Linked DNA regions of Mus musculus: region 1 is linked to region 2. Evidence: chromatin loops called from intact Hi-C (ENCODE). Cell type or tissue: heart. All regions are shown on one strand. Each heading gives the region's core, and the rest is flanking DNA. Links, peaks and the distances in the headings are about the cores only. Region 1 holds the start of Gm1720 (predicted gene 1720). Region 2 has its middle 62 kb from the start of Gm1720.

What was found. Peaks named below come from ENCODE experiments on the same cell type or tissue, not always from the same donor. Only the 100,000 strongest peaks of a DNase experiment are listed, where the experiment ranks them.
Region 1: a loop joins it to region 2, with 2.6 times the contacts of the local background. A loop is called at or near these places in 3 of 42 quality-filtered maps.

The regions. Positions count from the first base shown.
Region 1 is chrX:166,657,873-166,663,256 of GRCm38, forward strand. Gm1720 (predicted gene 1720) reads left to right here and starts at 4,153. Exons shown (of 9, transcript NR_046015.1): 1 at 4,153-4,204; 2 at 4,915-4,994. In heart, for the core only: CTCF peaks have their summits at 3,159 (motif pointing right), 3,797 and 5,189 (motif pointing right); DNase peaks (open chromatin) are centred at 3,319 and 4,169; H3K4me3 peaks cover 580 bases; H3K27ac peaks cover 1,061 bases.
Region 2 is chrX:166,721,693-166,727,076 of GRCm38, forward strand. No RefSeq gene overlaps it. Among named protein-coding and RNA genes, the nearest start is that of Gm1720, 62 kb to the left of the region's middle. In heart, for the core only: no CTCF peak of the experiment used is centred there; no DNase peak of the experiment used is centred there.

The sequences.
Region 1 (5,384 bases), core at 315-5,314, 64 kb before region 2:
GCATAATGAAACTGGCTGGGAAGATGGCTCAGGGGATGATGGTGCTTGCCACCAAGACTGGCAAACTAAGTTCTAGCCCTAGGACATGGTAGAAGAAGAGAACTGACTCCTGACTCCCACACTCATGCTCCAACAATGCACTCCCTCATCAATAAATGAACGTGAGAGAATTTCAAAAAGAAGAATGAAACCTTTGGTTTAACAATCTCACAAACCTATCCATGACACCATTTCAGAGAAAGCCTTGAGTTTGTGAGATGGATTGGCTCTCAGATACTTCACAGTTCTTGGCCCTGCCAAAATGCCACAATTTCACATATCTCCCTGGGTGCCAATGGAATAATATATGGGTTTAAAGGTGAGGTGTGAGCTCTAGTCAGGGTCCCAGCTTTCCCTTGTCATGGGCCCTGCTCCAGGAATGAGCCTCTTCTTTAAGCCTCACCTTGCTCACTGAAACTGCCCATCCCATCATATGACTTTTCAGAAACAGTCTGACTTTACAGTAAAAGTCTTTACCGCCCCACATACTCAGCCACCTTGTCCCTGTGCTTGGCAGGACAGAGTGTCTTTGGCAGGGCCGTTGGTGCTGAGTGTCATTTTGAATTGTGACTATGGTTTGTCTCGGTCCTTACTGCCTGTCCTGGCTCAACCTTGTCGGCCAACTGGCCTGCTCTCTGGTGTGAATCTGCTTTAGGGCTGGGTTTTGTGCCAAACGTCCTTCTCAGACCCTTGTTTCTGTGTTAGAGCTGTGTAACGTCTAGACATTCAAAACTAGCTTGGAAGCAGAAAGACAGTTCTGAAGTGCAGGATCCAAAGTGCACAGTTAAAAGAGAGCGTGAAAACACCAATGGGGACTCCTGTGGCTTTAGCACAAGTGATCTTGGGACAGGATTTCTCCATCTTGGCACTGTCACTATTTAGGACCACTGGTATATTGTAAGATGCGTAGTATCCTCCTTAGCCTGCAACTATTAAATGCCAGCAACAATTTGTTTCCTGGACTGGGACAAGGAAAACCATCTCCATTCATTGCTTGACAGGCAAAAATAATCTCCAATCGAGAATCCCTGATCTGCTTTATGAAAAGTTCTCCCAGAATGGTTCTTCCTTCTCGACTTTGTAGATATGGTTGGTTTGATCAAGGGTTCTCATTCACAGTACTTATTTGACAATTGGGTCTTGGCACAGACACAAAATAGTTTACACATAGTAGAATAGCCAAATTGAAACCTTCACTCCCAGGTAGGTGAAGGAGACTCCAGAGACTGGGGAACCTAAGGAAATTTACAAGGCTCAGGAAGCTCATAAAACTTACCAAGCATGAAAAGTTAGAAAATTCACACGGCCATTCTCCAAAGTTATAAAAGCAGGGGGCAGTTGCTGGGGTAGGGTTGGGTATAGCTGCCTGCATGGATCTCCAGGGATGTAGCTTTCTTGATTCATTGTCTATACTGGAATGTGATTTTTGATGACAGATTTGTCTTTGAGTCATCCCTGCACCTGTAATTAACCCTAGTCAACATATTAGTTTACCATGCTAGATTCTTGGATGGAATTGTTCCCTTGGTCTGTCACTGGTGCCCTGAGATGAATATATACTTGTCCCCATTTCCCTAGGAGAAGTTAAACATCACAGACAGGGTCCTCTGAGGAGCAAAATTGCCTCGTGTTCAGAACCACTACCCCAGAGCAGTGATCACATGCATGTGCATGCTAATTATGATGGCACATAAAGGGAAGAGAGGGAAACAGACAACCAGAAGGGGATTTCAGAGGAAACCCTTCTTGACTATTTCAAAATTGAAGGTTCAACACTGCAGTTTGTTTTATTAGCAGTAAGCGAATCTATATTAGGGTAAGGAATTTGGTTACAGTAGCATAAATGTGGCACTGAGACCGTGATTTTGCCTTCTGCTTGACCTCTCACCGTCCCACTGGATTGCCATATCACTTCTTCTGTAGGGTCTTTCAGAGTTACTTCTTCCTTGTCTTGCCCATGACTACCAGTATAGTTCAAGTGTCTACAACCTAGCCCTTTCTAGGAAGTCTTCTGGTGACATTCATTCCCTCCTCTTCTCTTCTCTTCTCTTCTCTTCTCTTCTCTTCTCTTCTCTTCTCTTCTCTTCTCTTCTCTTCTCTTCTCTTCTCTCCTCTCCTCTCCTCTCCTCTCCTCTCCTCTCCTCTCCTCTCCTCTCCTCTCCTCTCCTCTCCTCTCCTCTCCTCTCCTCTCCTCTCCCCTCCTCTTTGTGGTCCTTATCTGTGACCCCCAGCCCAGTAACTCAAACTCCACCTTTCTCTATTCTCCTCAGTAATTGGTTGTAGACATTTTTATTTAACCAAGTTTTAAATTGGGGAGCAAGGTTTGTATACCAAAAGCTGGTGTCTTTGACTTTGTCTTGGGGCAACCAGATCTTGGGGTAGAGAATTAAGCATCTGAATACATAGCAGCACCAGACCAACCCTCAACACCAAGGGATTAAAACCATGTCACTTATGGCCTTTTATTATGTGGCCATTTCCATCACCCAATCATTAATTATAACTATGATTTAAGTGTGAGTTGCAAATTGCATTTGGAATTAGCTCCTAAGGCAAGTGAATGTCTGGGTCAAACTCATACATGTCCCTAAGGTAGCATATTGAGTTACATAACGGATTTTTCATAACAGTGGGTCACATGTGCTTATCTTTAATTCTTATCTTCATAAAGCATTTCTAAGCTAAGCCATTTGGTTTTATGAGGAAATAAATGAGGAAAGCATATTTTCTTTCCCAAAGAAACAAATTGAGGTATGTACTCAGAGTGCCTTCCTGGGGAAAAGATAGGGAAATTTAATGGAGGTTCTGGCTAGGCCACAGTCCCACTGAAAGAAAACGCTGTTTCTCAACAATCGTTCAATCTCTAGTCTTGGACATGGACACCTTGCAGAACCTCTCCTATGGTTCTCTCAGCAGCCACATGAAATGGCCTTCAAGTGACTCCCCAGTCATCCCTCAGGCCTCTCTCACACGACACAGAACACAACCTGGTTAATACAGTCTACACCCAGGGTGTCTTTCTTATTTAGTGCAGACAATATGTCCTAAATCTGTTCTACATGAAGTGTGACGGCTGTCTTTGAAATCAAAACCAGAAAATCTCAAGCGACAGCAGAGGGCGCTCTTCCCTCTACCAGTGAATTACCAGGCTCGTCCCTCGGAGGAGAGATTTTGTTTTGTTTTTCTGGGATCCTGGAGCTGACAATGGACACACATTCCAGCACGAGACGACACACCCAAGACTTCCAGAGCCTCCTGGCTTCACTTTGCTTCTCGTTGTCAGCACTGGGCTACCTTAGATTTGGAGAAAACCAGCGTAAAAAAAAATAAAGGGTTGCGGGGAGCCACCTTGAGCTCTGCAGGGTACAGGATCCCTGGATTGTCTCTCTACAGCTTTAGGCATTTCGTCTAGGGTGAGCAGCCCGGCCTCTCTGCGGAGGCCTCGCCTGCACGGTGGAGATCAGCAGGGTTCTGCTTCAGTTCTGCCCTCCTAATGGGAAACTGTCTTGCTCAGACATGCTTACTCTTCTTTCTCACCGCACCACTACTTTTTTGTTGGGGGTGGGGTGGAACCGACAGGGTCCCTGCTGTCAGCGGTACACAATGAATGTCACACAGCACATGCTGGAGCAAGGCTTGTGAAGTACTAGCCCAGAGGATTATGGGTGAATAAAACCCACATAATATCCTTTGTAAAAACAGCTGGCTTAGCAGTAACTGCTAACTGCAGACAACCAGCAGTACCGCTAGAAGGCAAGTGGGAGACATCATTGCAGGAAAATGGAAGAGTCTAGGTATTTTCCTCAAGGACCTATAAAAAGCCATGGGCCTGGAAATATCTAATTCGGGAAATCAGACAGTTTTCTATATTTGTTCTCGATAAACTGTCCTCTTCCTTGATCGAGTTCCCTTTATTTTTGTCAGCTATTGTGGTTTCGATGTGGACTTTTCACTCTTCTCTGGTCCTCCTACGAAGAGGGCCACAGCATTCCCAAATAAGGCAATGGGTTCCTGCCTGTCACTGCATGTGGTCATGGCTGGGCTATGTGTGAAGGGAGCCAAGGAAACGGCAAAACCCCAGCCTTGTTTGGAAAGTCTCCTGCTTTCCGCCCAGAGAAACGTGAGGAAGGCTGTTGGTGACTCACCCCCTGGAAGTGAGCAGAGGGTGAATTTCAGCTTTTATGTCTTTCAGCCTACAGGGTTAGTGTGAGGGCTCTCAGCCAGGGCAGGGCATACATTTACCATCAATCATCTTAAACTCTTTCTTTGATTTGGAGAGACAACATATGGGAACTGTCATCTGTCACCATTTTCTTCTCTTGAACTGCCTACCAGTCTCTATTTTTTTTAAGTAGTGATATCATCTGTTAACGTGGATACAATATGCAGGAGTGGTGGCCAGGTCCTATGAGAAGACGGTCCTTTTGATCTCTATCCTTAAAAAGTTTACTTAAAAACAATACTATCCCTTCCCTCAAAGCTCTTGCTACAAACTTGTTCTGATCCTGGCTGGTAGCTGGTGACATGGAGGCTCTTAGGAGCAGTTGCGAGACAGAATGGTTGTTGTATTGCGGCTATATGTGTGTGCTACATAGATCTAAGCAGGTACCTGGACACTGAAGAAGCAAGTCAGGGAAAAGGCTGTGCCATAACAGGCTAAGTGGGATTTGAAAACCAAAGCTAAAATGAACATTGGGCTCTGAATGGATTGTTCACACGAATGAGGCTTAACTCAAACATCTTTTCTCCCATGTGTATGCAAGTGCGCATGTGCATATGTGTATGAAGCTGGAGGTCAGAAAATAATTTCAAAGGTACATTAGGCGTTAGGTGCCTTCTGCCTTTTGTTGAAGATCAGCTATCTCACTGTTCTAGAACTTCATCAAGCCGACTAGGTTAGCTGGCCAGTGTGCTCCAAGGATCTGCTTGTCATCTTGTCATTGTTGGGCTTACAGGTAAGGACCACCATGCCCAGTTTTTTACAAGGGCTCTTGGGGTCTGAATTCAGGTCGGCATGCTTGCGAGGCAAGTGCTTTAACAACTGAGTCATCTACCAGCTCTCTCTTCAACTCCTTCTAAAAAATTATTGATTATTTTCTTTTCTGCCTCTGAGTGTTTTGCCTGCAGCATGTTCATGCAGTGCCCACAGAGGCCAGAAGAAGGTATTACACTCCCCAGGACTGGAGTTACAGATGTGCATCAGCATGTGCACGCTTTGCAGGGAGTCGAACTTGGGTCCTCCTCAGGAGCAGCCAGTGTTCTCTTTATCTTAACTGCCGAGTTTACCCCCTCCACCCACCACCCCGAGAGCTGCATTTTAATCTTTGCTCCTTTCAACACTTCCC
Region 2 (5,384 bases), core at 288-5,287:
TCATCCCAACAGCATGCCTAAATTACATAAGGGCAGATGCAAAAATCAGCCCATGTCTGGGTTACTAAAGAACCTCCTTGATCCAGAATGTTAGTCGAGTAACTCACAGTCCCCTTCCAGATTTTGGTAGCTATATGTTTATTTCTCAAGAACCTTTGTCTGCTGGCCCATCTTTTACTGTCTGTGGTCATCACTCTTACTCTGACATCGGAGACAGGTAATATCACTATCAGTAGAGCAGGGTAGTGCCATATAGTCAAACACATCCATGCTCCTGTAGCTATAGACACAGATGTTCATGCTAAGTGGAAAAGATAAAGCCAATATACATTCTTCTGTTTGTTACATTAAGCTTTGCCACCAAGGACCTATGAAAAAGATTTTGATTCCACAAGAGCAGCTAGATGCACCAGTTACTTTTGTCATCGTTGCCATCAAATACCCTGCCACTTAAGGTAGGAGGGCTTTGCTTTGGCTCACAATTTGAGGGTACAGCCCATTGTAGTTGAGACTGGCCTTGAACTCTTGATCCTCCAGCCTCCACCTCCCAAGTGGAGGCATGTGTCATCAAATCCAGCCTACTCTAAAAACTTGAGATGCCATCTGGAAAACATTTTTCTTATTTCATTTAAGTGTTTGGACTTGGGAGAGGATGAGTTAAGAGAGAATGGTTGTCCTAATGTACCAATTTAGAGCAGTTTATCACAGAGCCGTTCTCACTGTCAATGGCAAACTTCCACGAGGAGGCACAATCTGAAATTCATCCCTCATTATCTAATCTGATTCTCTTGTTGGGAAATAATGAAGTAATTGCAAAAAAACCCAGGCTTGATTTGCTGAGAGACAACTGCAGATGATTGAAGTGATATCATACTAGGTATATATAGATTTCTGCACCCATAACCTCTTTCCTTTCCAGCTCATATTTTTCTCCTAGTGGCAGATTATTTTGCTATCAAAGAAAAGAAAGCATACTATCACAAATTTTTTGGATAAATTCTTTGCATGGGTTATTTGGTTTCTTGAACTTCTAGCTCTTTGTCTTAAAATCCATGTAACAAATATATCTATGTGTTTGTATGTGTATAATAACTCACATAAAAAAGGAGAGGGGCACAAGTTATAGAAGGGAAGGGGAGGGAGAGAGGTGACAGAAATCTAGGAGCACCAACTGTATTAGAACGGTGGGGATGGCTCCCTCCCTTCCTGGACATGACAGCTCACTCAGTTTTGAATGATTTTTGTCTTTGCCTTGTGAAGAGAAAGGTGTAGCATAGGTACTTTCTTGTGACGCAGACCTTGAAGCTAGCACAGATCCTTTAATTTTAAAGGAACTTTTAAGAGAATCAATTCTTGTGTGCAGGGAATGCATGTTCTGTTAATGTTTTCTAGAACATGTATTTTTAATCTTTTTCCCCTCATATTTTTGAGCTGTAACTAGTGATACACTGTTAAATATTTAATAAACAGCTTTCCAGAAGTGGAACTAAACAAGTAACAACAAAATAGACCAACCTGATTGGTAGCCTTTGCCAATTTCCAAGGTATGAGTATACCACAGCTGGTTTCAAGGCATTGATAGGCTATGGTGTGAAGCTAAGCTGTGAAGAGACCTGGACAGGGGCCAGCGGCTTGGGACTGGGCAAACAGCATGAGGACCTGAGTTTGGATCCCCAGTACCCACCTAGGAAGGTGGGCCCAGCAGCATATGCCTGTATATATGATTAGAGCACTGAGGAGGCAGAGACTGGAGGATTTGGGAGCTTGCTGGCCAGCCAGTCTAGCCAAATTAGTGAGCTCTATGTTCAGGGAGAGAAGTTGTTTCAAAAAATAAGGCGGAAGTCAAAGACACCCACCTTCAACCACACACACACACACACACACACACAGACACACACACACATAGACACACACACACACAGACACACACAAACACACACACACACATACACACACAGAGACACACAGACACACACACACACAGACACACACACACACAGACACACACACAGACACACACACACACACAAACACACACACACAGACACACACACAGACACACACACACAGACACACACACACACAGACACACACACACAGACACACACAGACACACACACACACACACACACACACACACACACACAGATATACATGCATGCTTGCCAGCAACTACACATGTCCCCACTCAAAGCAATTGTTCAGATAACCTCATAGTCTAATTACTCTCAAATGGAAATAGCTGAAGAAAAACTGTATAGAAACTTTGCAAATGTGATTTTTGCCTATAGAAGCTATTATCATCATTACATTCTTTGGAAAGTGAAGACTTGGTCCAAACTCAAAAGCTTGTTGTTGTTTTTTTTTTTTAAAGTCTTTAGAGTACATTAGTTATTGCTTGAAAAAGTGTGTTTTGTATCTTAGGGTCATAAAAGATTCAAACTGTATGAAAGGAGCCAGCAGCCTGTATGTTCAGAACAGTGAAGTCATTGGAGTTATTTTTATGCACACTGTCTCTTGGTCTGGAGCCACTGGTCCTAAGAAAGCCTGACTCTGTTTTGGTCACTATTTTGCCTTAGCAGCATCAAGGCAACGCCTCCAAAACACCTCTCTCTTGCACACCTCCCATTAGCTCAACTAATTACTGTTTAACTTGCTTTTGTAAACACTTGCTCTTAATAAAGACAGTGTCCTTAGAATTATCTTTTTAGAAGAACTATCCCTAACTGAAATATGAGAGATATGCATGCCATCTTCATGCCTAAAAGGCCACATTAAAATGAAATAAAGAGGTGCAATTAAATGCATGAGTATCTTTCACTTAGCCCAATATATCCAGAATATTGTCTTTCAAAGATGCAATCAGCACAATAAATGTTAAAGCTTTTATATTTGGGTAGTGATGGATTCAAAAATTGAGTGACTATTTCACACCCGACTCCCCACCCCCATCCCAGCACACCTCAGTTTGGATGTGTAAATTCCAAGTGCTTAGTAGACACCTGTAGCTAGTGGCTACTGGTTTTAGACAGCGCAATACCTCAGCATTAACTAGCAGTTTTTCCCAACTCCAACAAGAAACCCAACATATAGGAACTCTGATCGGTACGTCAAAGGTTGTTGCTATGGGAATTTCTTATTTAAGGGAATCTCTTTTGTAGGATAAGCAAGCATCCTACGTTTCCCAGAACTGAGAGATGGCTCAGTATGTGGCAGTTCAGCCTGTAAATCAGGGACTGCTCCAGGTAGACAGAGATGAGCTGCTCATACCAAGTCTGGGGAAGAAAGTTTCAGTACTTCCATGAGAGCGTCTGTATTGCTTCCACTCAACACAGCTGAGTTCGCTCAGCATTTCTGGGAACCATTTTGAATTTTCATGCTCTCTCAGGATGGGGTTCTGACAAGTGTCCTTGGAGAGCAGGGAATAGGTTTCAGCAGACTCTTAAATATTTTGTGTCTCTGACCTTTTGGGTATTCATCTGGCTCCCTATATCACACGAACACATCTACCTATAAACAATGAATGATCTTCCAGGTGTTTTCTACCCAGGGAGCTTAGTCCTGTCTTAGTGGCTGATCTCATTGTCTGCCTGACCTGTGGTAAGACTCATTATTTTTTTAAAAAGTCAGTTTGAAAGTGTGCCTTGATCTTTATAGAGCCATATAATATTTATAATACCCTGTGTTTCTTTTTCTGAAAATTTTTTTATAGCCACTGACTTAAATTATTAATTGGATTCAAGACTTTATGAAATCATTCAAAAATATTTGACTACAATCTTAAGATTATTTAAACTTGCCGTGGTTTAAATAGCCTAGGTTTCCTTCAGTCTCAGACTCCATGTTGGTAGGTGGGATAGTAATAAATGCAGCTTATTTCATAGGATACAGTGAAGACTAGGCATACACTGAAAATTCAAGAGCAACATGAATTACTTCAAAAAGGTTTGGTATATAGCACATGCTAAGTTCATACTATGACTACCAGATCTTTTCTTGAGGTCAGGATGCACAGCTGAAACATTCTTATCATCTCTTCCTGGAAATGCTCAAAGTACTATACTAAGTAGAATAATAGGTTAGGCCCAGCAACCCTATATCACTTTTTTTTTCTTTTTTGCTCTGGCCTGGACTTGGTTGGCAGTTTCTGAAGCCCCCTAAATATACTCTGCATGCTGCCCCCATGACGAGAGCAGCATGGTTGCCTTATGTGCTGGTTTGGGGCCTATCTGGCAAATAGCCCTGAAAGAGGATATCGTCAAGCTGCATGCTCTCTGCACACCACCTCCTGTTGTTTTTCCATGGATTTGGCAAATAGTCAGGTTTTGGGTTTCCCAGACTTCAGCAGACTCCAGGAAGAAAGAAAGCTTCCACATGGGATTTAAGTGAAATGGAGTCCTCCAGGTTGGCCTCCTGTTGCAGACTCCTTTTACTTCTGTTGTGTTGGGCATTTTCTTTTGGTTTCAGCTAAACTCATCTTCTATGGTAGAGAGTATCAGAAACTTTCTTGCTCAGCATCTCTTGTGTCTAGACTAGGAGCCACTATCCTGGCCAGTGAGAGAGGGGGGAGCTAACATCTGGGAAGTTCCAGAGTAAAGCCGTTTTATCCCTTTCTGACTTATACCTGCTCTCTGGAGCTGAGGCGGCCTACACAAGACCACATCAGAGACCCACGAGAAATATAAAAAGGACAGAGTCACGTGGAAAATGGAAACAAAGACAAGAGTTGCTGCTGCTCTCATATTATTGAAGTGCTGAGTAAACTTTTTGGAACCTCCTGCCTCCAGGACTTGTTATATGAGGTTTATTAGTAGACCCCTGTTGCTTAAGTCATATTTGGTTGTGTATTTAGTTTCTGTTCTGGCAATATCCTAGCTGACATGAATGGATGCTTTGATGGTCCTAAGAAGATTAGCCCTCAATAATTAGGCATAATCCCATGTTCCTTTTTTCAAGACTCCTGCTGTGAAGAGCCAACAGTGAACCGTCATTTCTAGAACTTCTCAGGTACGTCTCTCCACAGGCACCATGGGGTGATGGGCATGAGCGCAAACTTAGGAGTCAGATCTTTCAGCAACTCAGTTCAGCGATTGGTTATTTTCTTTTTTTTTATTAGATATTTTCTTCATTTACATTTCAAATGCTATCCCAAAAGTCCCCTATAGCCTCTCCCGGCTCTGCTCCCCAGCCCACTCACTCCCACTTCTTGGCCCTGGCGTTCCCCTGTACTGAGGCATATAAAGTTTGCAAGTCCAATGGGCCTCTCTTTCCAGTGATGGCCGACTAGGCCATCTTCTGCTACATATACAGCTAGAGACACAAGCTCTGGGGGGTACTGGTTAGTTCATATTGTTATTTTCTTCAACTACGAGCTGAGGATGGTG